Linked DNA regions of Homo sapiens: region 1 is linked to region 2. The links are chromatin contacts, found by Hi-C or POLR2A ChIA-PET in ENCODE. All regions are on one chromosome and are shown on one strand. The core of a region is the stretch at or near the end of the contact, and the rest is flanking DNA. Distances in the headings are between cores, read along the strand shown. Region 1 has its middle 15 kb from the start of PRDM8. Region 2 overlaps ANTXR2 (ANTXR cell adhesion molecule 2).

Region 1 (5,176 bases), core at 274-2,773, 180 kb before region 2:
CAAATGGTCACCTTCTTACTGTATCCTCACATAGTCGCCCCTCTGTCTGTGTTATCTGTGTCCTAATCTACCCTTCATATAAGGACATCAGCCCTATTGGATTAGGACCCAACCAATAACTTAATTTTAAAGGCCCTAAATCCAAATACAGTCACATTCCAAGGTGTTGGGCGTTAAGACCTCAACATATGAACTTGGGTGAGGGGAGGGGCATAATTCAGCTCATAATAACTAGCAAGTCTGCATACACAGCATACTCCACATTTATAACCGACGTATTGTGATATAGAACCAAGAATGCTAGGTTGGAAGTTGTAATTCAAAAGCTGAGAAAAGTTCTTATAGATTATTTAATCCACTGATTCTTGACCCTTGATGCACAAAGATTTTTTTGAGGCACTAGCAATGCCCTGACAAAATACCCAGATATTATGATGAATTAATTTGGAGAGGGACCAGTCACTAGTATATTTTTAATACTTTCTAAATGTTTCTAATAGGACCACAATGAATAATCATTGATTTAGACAAATATTTCCCAGACGTGGTTAGAGAATCATCCAGAGGGTTTATTAAAATGCAAATCACAGGCCAGGTGCAGTGTGGCTCTTTCCTGTAATTCCCAGAACTTCTGGAGGCCAAGGCCGGAAGATTGCTTGAAACCAGGAGTTCAAGACCAGCCTAGGTAACAAAGCAAGACCCCATCTATACAAATTTAAAATAAAATTATCCAGGCACAGTGACATGCACTTGTAGTCCCAGCTACTCGGGAGGCTGAGACAGAGGACTGCCTGAGCCCAGGAGTTGGAGGCTGCAGTGAGCTATGATCACACCATTGCCCTCTAGCCCAGGTGACAGAGTGAGTCCCTATTAAAAAAAAAAAAAAATCAGTATCCTAGCCACTGCTGCCCTCATTCTGAATCTCCAGAAATTAGAGCCAAGCCTATTTACCACTCTCCCTAGTAATTATTACAAATTCTGAAGTCTGAGAATCTCTGATCTCATCTAACTCTCTCATTTACAGATGAGAAGACTGGAGTTTAGAGAAGTTAGTTCATTCAAGGTTACACAGCTGGAGAATGGTGGAGGCAGAATGAGAATAAATGTTTAATCTGACTTCTAATCTAATTTCTTAGCAGGATTCTTTGTGCTTATAAGCAACTGTGTGGACTTTAGACTTTATTTAGCAACTGTGTAGCCGTGGCCCCAGAATTAGAGGGCACCTACTCTTTCTTTCAGGCATGTGCTGACACATCTAGAAGGCAGGATCATCACAGCTATGTTTATATAAGGGTTGCATTCCAAGAGCCCTTATTGTGTTTGGAAATAATAAGCAACATCAGAACTGATGGGTGATTGTGAATACTGCATTATACCTGGTGCTCCTTTGGCCCCACCTCCTCAGACTCAGGCCTGAGTCCTAGGTGAATGGACACTGCAGTAGAAAGTTAAGTGACGTGAAGTGAATGGAAGAGTCTGTTTCCCTAGTACCAAAAGTTTCTGCAGCAAGAGTCAGTGGCGTCTGAATCACTTGAGGCCTAGAGTCACTCACCATCAGAAAGTGGCAGCCTCCGTGCAGTCATCAGCTGGCAGAGAAGCAGCAGTAGTTGACTAGCAGGCTGGAGTTGAGAGCAAAATGTTAGCTCAAGAGTTTTCAATTCTGCTGTTATTATTCATTTGAAAAACATAGCTTCAGACAGCTCTTGGGAGCTTGATGTCAGAGCCTGAATTGGTGAGGTTCGTGAACACACACATACAAATAAGTTGTGAAACAATTTTAGAAAATGAATGTGTAAAAATCCAAAAAATTCCCAGCACTTTGGGAGGCTAAGGCAGGTGGATAAGCTGAGGTCAGGAGTTCAAGACCAGCCTGGCCAACACGGTGAAACCCCGTCTCTACTAAAAATACAAAAAATTAGCCCAGCGTTTTGGCGGGCGCCTGTAATTCCAGCTACTTGGGAGGCTGAGGCAGGAGAATCGCTTGAACCCGGGAGGTGGAGGTTGCAGTAAGCTGAGTTTGCACCATTGCACTCCAGCCTGGGCAACAAGAGTGAACCTCCATCCCAAAAAAAAAAAAAAATCCAAAAAATAAAAAGCAAATTCCTCAGAGGGTGATGGTAGATGCACACTATATTTTCCATAAAGATTTAGCTTAAACATTTTCTTGAATAGGTACTTGCTCATGCAATTACATTTTTCTTGTTCTTACTAATGACCCTAACTTGAGTGGGCAAGGAGGAGTAAAATGTGAAAATCAATCTGAAACAAAGATAGAACATAAATGAAGTTTTTTTAAAAGTCTGTATTTACAACAACATAATTCAATTTACTGTCCATATTTCTGGAACATAGCTATTTTCTAGACTGATGTACTCCTACATTTTAATTTAAGTCATCATAGGGCTAGTTCTAACCTCTCTTCGGTGTTTCAAAAGTGAGGATCAAGAGCCACCTACTCTAAAATCATCTGGTGCTGGTTGCTGAAAATGCAAGATTCTAGGTCCCACATAAGATTCATCAAATCTCTGAGGGTGCCTATGGGAAACTGCATTTTTAACAGCTACCTTGGTGATTTAGAAAGGTCTCTCCCTGTGTGATCTAACTCTACAGTGTCCTATGGATAGTATTACTTTTTCTTTCCTTGTGAGCTCTTATTATCTATGGTTTATAATAAAATTTTCTGAGGATGGAAGGATTGGGGGAAATTATCTTCTTTTTGAGCCTTTTCTTATGGAGTCAATAACATGGGGAAGTCATTGCCAGAGGTCCCCTCTTTTTAGCATCCTTATCTGATTTTCTATTTGGCCATGTGCCTGGGTCTTCGAGCAGGCTGCTGTAAAGAGCCAGTATGACAGGCACTCAGAAATTGTACATTAAACTTTAAATTTCTTCTCCTGAAATGTATTCAAAGGAAAGCCCCCATCCCAGAGAAGAGAGTAACTTGTGAATATATATATATATATATATATATATATATATATATATCTGAAATATATATATGAGAAATATATATATCTAAAATTCCAAGTTTCTATTTCTGAGTTGTTATAAATAAATGTATTTTGAATATTTAAAGGATTTAAGAAATTCAAATGTGAGCTGCTGGCAATCATATAACTTGATGAGACTTGTTTTACCATGCTATTAGCTTTACTATGCTTGGAATTAGATTTTTGAATGTTAGGTTTCCTAAATATCTCCCTGGCTTTAAGTTTAGGCATGTTTGGAGGTTTAATAAATACTTTCAGATGCAGCCTCAAAGTCAAATACCTCTGATTTGGAAGGAGTTTTAGGCATTATTACCCTGGTGGAGAAGTACCTCTGCATATCGATCCTTCATCTTTACTTAGACTGCTCCAAAATTAGAAATTAAGCTTTAAAAAGCAAATGGAGAAGCAAATACCTTCATGTAAATTCAGACTTTTTTTTTTTTTTTTTTTTGCTGTTTATTCACACAGGTGGCAATTTTGGATACTACCTCTTTGTTGGAGGGGATAGAACTCAGGGAAATCTAAGAGAGCCTAAAGGTAAGAGACGATTGAAAATGGGAGGTTCTGAGATGGAATTTAGGGAGCAGATCGAATGTCCCTGAAAATAAGCTTCATGGCATTCACCATTTATCCACCTAGCCCTGCTAAAGCAAATAGTTAAACTAGCACTGTCTACAAAAGCATTTTAATGAAAAAGTCAATTTACTCCTTCCTGAAGGCTAACTCTTATCTTTCTAGGAAGGACCTTGCAGGAATATTTCCTTTATTTTCTTTCCTCCTCCTTCGCTTAGCCCTGACGCTGGACCTCTTAGCCTAAAGAAGAACTGAACACTATGGATACTAAAATTTTTCTAATTACATGATTTGCATCCATTTGGGGGCTGGGTGTCACTGTTTGGCTCTGTTTGTCTTTCTCAAAGACCCAGTGAAATTTTGCCAGAGTGTAAAACAGGACTTTATTCATTTGTTTGAGAGAGAAAAAAGTCATCAATTGCTTAAAAAAAAAAAAAGTTTCACACTTCACAAAAAAATAACAAAACACAGAAAAAGTGGCACAGGCAATAGTATAACACCAACACACCCACCCAGAGATGAATCCTCAGAGAAAAGTGCAATCATGGTATGCCTGTCCAGATTTTAATCCTCGAAGCAGGTGTGCACAAGAGATCTTAGTCAACGGTGGGACTGATTTATGGATTTCTACTCTGAAACCCACAGTAAGGCTCTTCTCCAAAGAAAATGCCAAAAAAAAAAAAAAAACAGTATGAGAGGAATTTGGAATTGGTGGCTGGACATTTGTGGGAAAAGAAGTAAAGGGACAAAAAGTTAGATAAATTAATCCCATGATTATTTTTCTTCCCAATTTCTCTCTTCCTTCTTTCCATCCTTCCTTCCTTTTCTTTACTCCGTCCCTCTTCTCTTCTCCTTCCTTCCTTCCTTCCTCCCTCCCTCCCTCCCTCCCTTCCTTCCTTGTTTATTTTTTACTTAAAGAATTTATTCTCTAAATAATTTGGGAAAACAAGATATTGTATGCATTCTTCAAGTCTCTATGTTTTAGCAGCATTAGAGTTCTTTATGATTTTTTAAGTCATGCATTATTTTTAAAGATCCATTTAAAAACAGGAAAAAGCTTGAGCTGGAGTGAGGGATCCGTTTTGATCTGTAGAGGGAACATTGTCTTCATTAAGCACTGAGCACAGTGTAGCTTTCTAAGTAAGGTGCAATTTGTTACATAGTAACTAGGAAAAGGGATAAGCTTCTCTCCTGCATTGTAACCATACTTTCTACAGCATGGCAAATTATATCTAGAACTCCTCTTATAGCCTTTTCCATCCTTAGCATTAGGCTGACTTACAATTTTTAAGCACTAGGAACACGCTGTATTTATAATTTAAGATTATTACAGCTAAGCCAACTAAAATATATATATATAGTTATATACACATAACTGTGTATATATATATATATATATATATAGTTTTATGTGGGGTGCATGTGTGTGTGGAGTGTGTGTGTGTGTGTGTGTGTGTGTATATATATATATCATGAATGAACCTATAGGCTTACATGATATTATGTATCAAACATTTTTTCAGTGACTCTCCTGTAAGCTTGAGGCACAGAGTAAAATCCTGAGTAATTACATAAACAACCACAAAATCAAACCAGCGATTACTCCCACCTCT
Region 2 (5,565 bases), core at 2,139-4,638:
AGAGTTGAGTTATGCACTAATAATATAATTTAAGGTCCAAACAGTTTTTTTTTATAAATAAAACAAACTTTAGAGAGGAGCATATGCCATGGAAATTCAATTAGATAACATTAGATTGTGATACCAATGTTATGACTTGTGCTCTCACTATTTGCTTTTCAATGAATGTGTTACCTGAGTCACTTTTCCATTCAATTATATTATTTTTAGAAAAACTTATTTTATTAAAATAATTATGAATATTGAATTAATGTAAATGTATTGTTATTAGCAAATGTAAGCTATACTGTTTACTGCAGGATATATCTAACATTAGCTATCCTTAATCTCTGCTTAATTTAACTTGATTTCTTTAAACTCAGACTTTAATAGAACATAAATTGTTGAATCATCCTGAACCTCTTCTTTAAAATTAAAATACCTTATAGGGGATATACAGGGCCTGGCTCCAAAGATGTAGATCACCAGCAGTCCTGGAGGGTGTTTGTTCTTCAGCCTTAAAGAGATCTCCTTAGGAGAATTGCTTATTTGATATTGCTATTGGAATTCTCATTTATTTAGAAATGTTTTGATGGATTGGATCAAATTAAAAGACCAAGTCAACATATGCACAATTATCTTAAATATTATGAAATCTGATTGACTTATGGTCAGTGCTGATAGAAGAGAGAAAACAAATATAAAGTTACAAATTCACTGAAGTCATTCCGGATGCATGTTTTTTGACATGATCTTTAGAAAATCCTTTTGTAATTTTTTGATTTACTTTATTCTGAGGAATTGCAGAGAAATGGTTTCTATTGCCAATAGATGTAATCTTTAAGTGCCTCATAATTTTCCTGAGTACTTGAAATATTTTTTCAGTAATACTGATAAAGCTGTGGCTAAATAACTAAAGAGATTATAAACTGAAAGATGCAATTAGTCTCCTTAATAAGATCTGTTTTAAGATAAATTCCTTCAGGACTGATGACAGACAAAATAGATTTGGGGGTTTTGTGTTTTCCTTTAACCTTCCATTTTGATGGTTCACTGTTGTCACTGTTATCTCAGATTGGCCAAAGCTATAGCTATAATGTCCATTTTTGTTAGTTGGAACCTTTTCAGCTTCATATTCCTTTGCAAATCTTTTCTATTCTATTTCCTTCAGAGTCTTGTTATCTGAATTATGTCCAAATTTTTAAAGATGTTAGTGATTTGAAATACTACCCTTCCAAGAGGGCACATTAACCTTTAACAAGAGTTCTTAATTCTTGAATCCATAAAAGTGAATGTTGGTTATTGTAGATAAAGTAGCAGACCAAGAGGAGGTATTTGGGTGCAGAAAGGTCTTTGAGTGCCTATGGAATCTCTTTGGTCATTTCTGGATTTAAATGGGCCTCATCTGCAGTTTCTCAGATATAAAATTTTACGAGGTTTGTTTTCTAATCACAAAATCCTCAATCACTATGTGAAAAGTTGAGTTTATTGGAAAGTTATCTTAAAAAGTACAAATTTTCCCTCTTTTCAGAGATGTATATTCAGCAACAAAGTTCCATGATTTGACACAGTTGATTTTAGGGGCTGAGAACTTATAGTTTTGCTGTTATTAAAGAAAGCACAGAAAGCATGTCTATTTCCTGCTACAGTCCTTACTTCCTATTCTAGTTATGAAAAGGAGATGCTAGAAACTGCTGTAAATAATCTGTCTTCAACTTCTGCCAAGAAAGGAATGTCAAGAAAGGAATTCTGGAGATCATCTGGAATTTGTCTGACTGATAATATAGTGCAGAGCAGTTCTAAAAATAAAGACAGGATTGTTGTCCATGAGGAGCAGCGTATTTCATCATTGTTTTTCAGTTGTAGCCTTGTCCCTTGTGTGGTGGTTTCTGTTTCTCAGAACAAGCTAAGAAGAGCAGTTCTGTTCCTGTGTTCTGGGAATGCTTGAGTATGGAGTCTGTGTTTTTAAAAAGAATATTGGCTCATATAAGGAGTCTATGTTCTGCAATTGTAATTTTTTATGCAAGTAAGAGGGACTAGCACCCACAGGAATTAAGCCTGAGAAATGGGATAGAAATGCCACTGTCCAATAAAGAGAAGTGCTTTTTAATTTTAATTTTAATTTATTTATTTGTTTGAGACGGAGGCTTGCTCTGTCGTCCAGGCTGGAGTGAAGTGGCATGACCTTGGCTCATTGCTGTGTTAAAGCGATTCTCCTGCCTCAGCCTCCCGAGTAGCTGGGATTACAGGCGCGAGCCACCATACCTGGCTCATTTTTTGTATTTTTAGTAGAGACAGGATTCACTATGTTGGCCAGGCTGGTCTTGAACTCCTGACCCCAAGTGATCCCTCTGCCTCGGCCTCCCAAACGGCTGCGATTATAGGCATGAGCCACTGTGCACAGTCAGAAGTGCTTTTTTATTGATATTATTTTGAACCACCGCACCCAGTCAGCAGTGCTTTTTTATTGATATTATATTGGTCTTCTGAACAGAAAACATAACAGCATTACTAAACAGGGGGTCTGATTTGTTATCTTGTTTTTGCTTGATTGGGAAAGTCAACATAGATTTTATGGCAGCAGGAAATTTTAGTTATCTATTCATACCCAAGGTTATCAGACTTTGAGACAATGCTCACTTTTCCTGTGCTTATCTGAATTTACTTTAATCAAATAAGGATCCTACAGTACATAATCTTAAAATATACCCTGAAATACAGTGCAGAAGTTTCCTAAGAACTTGGTAGCTGTACACGCTATAGTTAATAGATTTTCTCTGAGATCTATTGAAGTATGGAGAAGACCTCAAGGTTATTACTAATCTTATAATTTACTTCACATTGTAATTTTAGATCTATAGCTTGGTAATCTTTTTTTTTTTTCTTTTTTAGATACTAGCTCAGTCATGTACTGAAATCCTAGAATTGCAGCCCTCAAGTGTCTGTGTGGGGGGTAAGTGTTTAGAATTTAAAAATACCATGTAAGAAATTGTATTTTTTTCCTAGCTAAAATATATGATATGAAACTCATGTTGGAAAAAGAATAGCAAAATTAACTTTTTTGGCATCTTTTTTGTGTAAGAATTTTTAAATAATTCCTTGAAATATTTCTATTTTAAATTCAAATTTTTAAGATTGGAATGTTATTTTAAATAATGAGCATATTGTGTGACAGGCTTTTAGAATCTTCTGTATATTTAGTTCACGCTTGAGACCTTTCCTATGGCAAATAAAATAAAATATGAAATTGTTTCTTTTGTCTGATTATACAAACAGTCAGGTATATGTAGACTTTGAGCTCCATGCTTTGATGACCTGGACAAAGTACAGAATCTGCCAGCTCAGGGCACATAAGGAAGTGACTTATGGACGGATTGCAGGAAGGAAGCAGGTGGCTTTATCAGCTGGTGCTAAGCACATACTCAGGTTTTCACACCTCCCAGCCATCCTTGCCCAGACAGAGTGTGATTCTCTCTGGCCTATTTTGTTTCTTTTTCAAGCCTGACCTACAGTTCATTTTAACCTGACTTTACTTTAAAAAGGAAAAATATTGGGTCTGGTGGGGGAGAAAATATGTTGTGTAATGTACCATAGAGCCTCTCAGCCAGTTGTGCATGGTCTCACATTCTGCATCTTCTAGATTCCCTAATGAATGAATATGGAGATGTTTAAGGAAAGTAGTGCATCTGAACTTCCCAGGGAAGGATTATCTTCCCTAACAGTGAAGGTTAATACATTTCTAGAGATAACAAAGAAAAATAAATGGAAAAATAATATTAAAATAGTAGCTGTTGTTTATTAAACTCCAATTTTGTGCTGAGGGTATACTGGGTTGTTTGCATTTATAATTTTACCTAATCCTTATAACAACACTATTGAAAGTTTTATACATCCCTGGTTTACAGATGGGGAAGCTGAGGCAGAGACAGGTTCAGTACTTGCTACTAGTAATTACCCTGTTTGACCCTTTCCTGTCTGACTTGAATGCCCATACTCTTACCGAATCACATTTTACCTGCACTTTATTTTAACTTGCAAGTGAAATTCCTTTCATAACATAGTAAATGAAAAGTGGGTTGGCAGTAGTTTCTTGCATAGTTAATGACTATATTATACTTGTATTATGTTAGATATGAGAAGTTTTAGAGGACTGGTAATGTTAAATTAAAATAGAGAACAGGCCTGAAGAAGCCTTAAGCAGGCAAAAACACTTAGGCCTCGTAAGTAGCCTTAACCTTATTTGATTTACAAATATAATTGGAATTTAATTTGAACTATTTATTGTCAATGCCTACATTAAGAAAAATAGAATTTAAGTGCAACCAATCAAAAACAACCAACAAACTTATATAACTAGGGACTTTCCACAGGATAGACCAAACAAGGCAACTGTGTAACTATAACCCGTCAAATACTTTCTTTGGTTTACTTCCACGTTGGTTCTATAAAAGCCTCCCCCTTGTATTCCCTTGGTAAAGCTGCCAAACCTCTTCTGATTTGGATCTGTCTAATTCAAGAATCTTCTGCTCAAATAAACTATTTAAAATTTTATTTGTGCTTCAATTTACCTTTTAAATAAGCGTTAATCACTATTAAAATAGTTAGTATACTATCTTGCAGCTTAGCAGTAAACATGCATTGTCTGTCAAGATATTTGATCAGTTAACTTTCATTCCAGCCTATTCTCTCACTCTCTAACAAGTTTTAGTGCTTGCTTCTACTATAAATAATGGTACAATAAGTTAAATCAACTTTTGTGACTGGCCATCGATTATTAGTAATTCAAAATACGTGATCTTTTGATTATTTATAGGTTTGAAATAGAAAATGAATCAGGATTAGTAAGGTGAAGAAGTGGTTAAAGAAGAATTCTGTATGGAACAGGCATAGATTAAAGAAAGTACTACATACGACTTTTCGAAGAACTAAAAAACGTACATAATTAGTTTTATTTACATTCCCAAACTTTAATACCTGAGAGTAGGGAAAAACAAAGTTTTTTCCCCCTGGTATTTTCCTAAGGATAGAAGTTGAGGAGGTTTGTATAGTATCTGTCTGGGAATGACTGTTAATGCTTCTGTTCTATACCTTGGTCACTACTGGGAATCACTTTGTTTAGAAAATAAAATAATGCATCCCCATGTGGCAGTGAATGGTATCTTCACTACATTTACCTAGAGGGTCTGGGAAAGCCAGCACAGTTGGAAATATAGAGCTATGTCTTCATTGCTATTAGTTAACTGAATAGTATGAAAAAAATTATTCTTTGCACCTTAATACTTTCATTTCAGCTTGTGTTTTTTATTTTTTTGGTAAAGCAGTGATTAAATGTTTATTTTTCCTTTTACTTCTAGAGGAATTTCAGATTGTCTTAAGTGGAAGAGGATTCATGCTGGGCAGTCGGAATGGCAGTGTTCTCTGCACTTACACTGTAAATGAAACATATACAACGAGTAGGTCCCCAGTAATCTCAGTGTTGTCTTAATCTCTGCAAAGCACATCAGCATCAAATGTTTTCTTTTTTTCTCCAACGAAAACTAACTGACATATTTTTTAATCTAAGAAGAAAGAAATGAAGTCTGAATG

What was found. Hi-C counts contacts between places; a loop is a spot of excess contacts on that map. ChIA-PET counts read pairs that join two places held with the same protein, here RNA polymerase II (POLR2A). Pooled maps may share reads with other maps.
Region 1: a map of Caco-2 shows a loop between it and region 2 (2.1-fold over the local background). The contact joins two enhancer-like sites. A Hi-C loop is called at or near these places in 1 of 168 maps with a recorded cell type or tissue (Caco-2) and 3 of 50 pooled maps. POLR2A ChIA-PET finds 5 or more read pairs at or near these places in 2 of 52 experiments (activated CD4-positive, alpha-beta memory T cell and activated naive CD4-positive, alpha-beta T cell).

Annotation. Positions count from the first base shown.
Region 1 is chr4:80,209,703-80,214,878 of GRCh38, reverse strand. No RefSeq gene overlaps it. Among named protein-coding and RNA genes, the nearest start is that of PRDM8, 15 kb to the right of the region's middle. Within about 2 kb of position 1,523, at least 2 of the 41 ENCODE cell types and tissues checked have a DNase peak (open chromatin) inside an H3K27ac peak, as active enhancers do.
Region 2 is chr4:80,033,339-80,038,903 of GRCh38, reverse strand. It overlaps ANTXR2 (ANTXR cell adhesion molecule 2), which reads left to right. Exons shown (of 17, transcript NM_058172.6): 8 at 2,872-2,932; 9 at 5,334-5,432. Among named protein-coding and RNA genes, the nearest start is that of ANTXR2, 37 kb to the left of the region's middle. Within about 2 kb of position 3,388, at least 5 of the 41 ENCODE cell types and tissues checked have a DNase peak (open chromatin) inside an H3K27ac peak, as active enhancers do.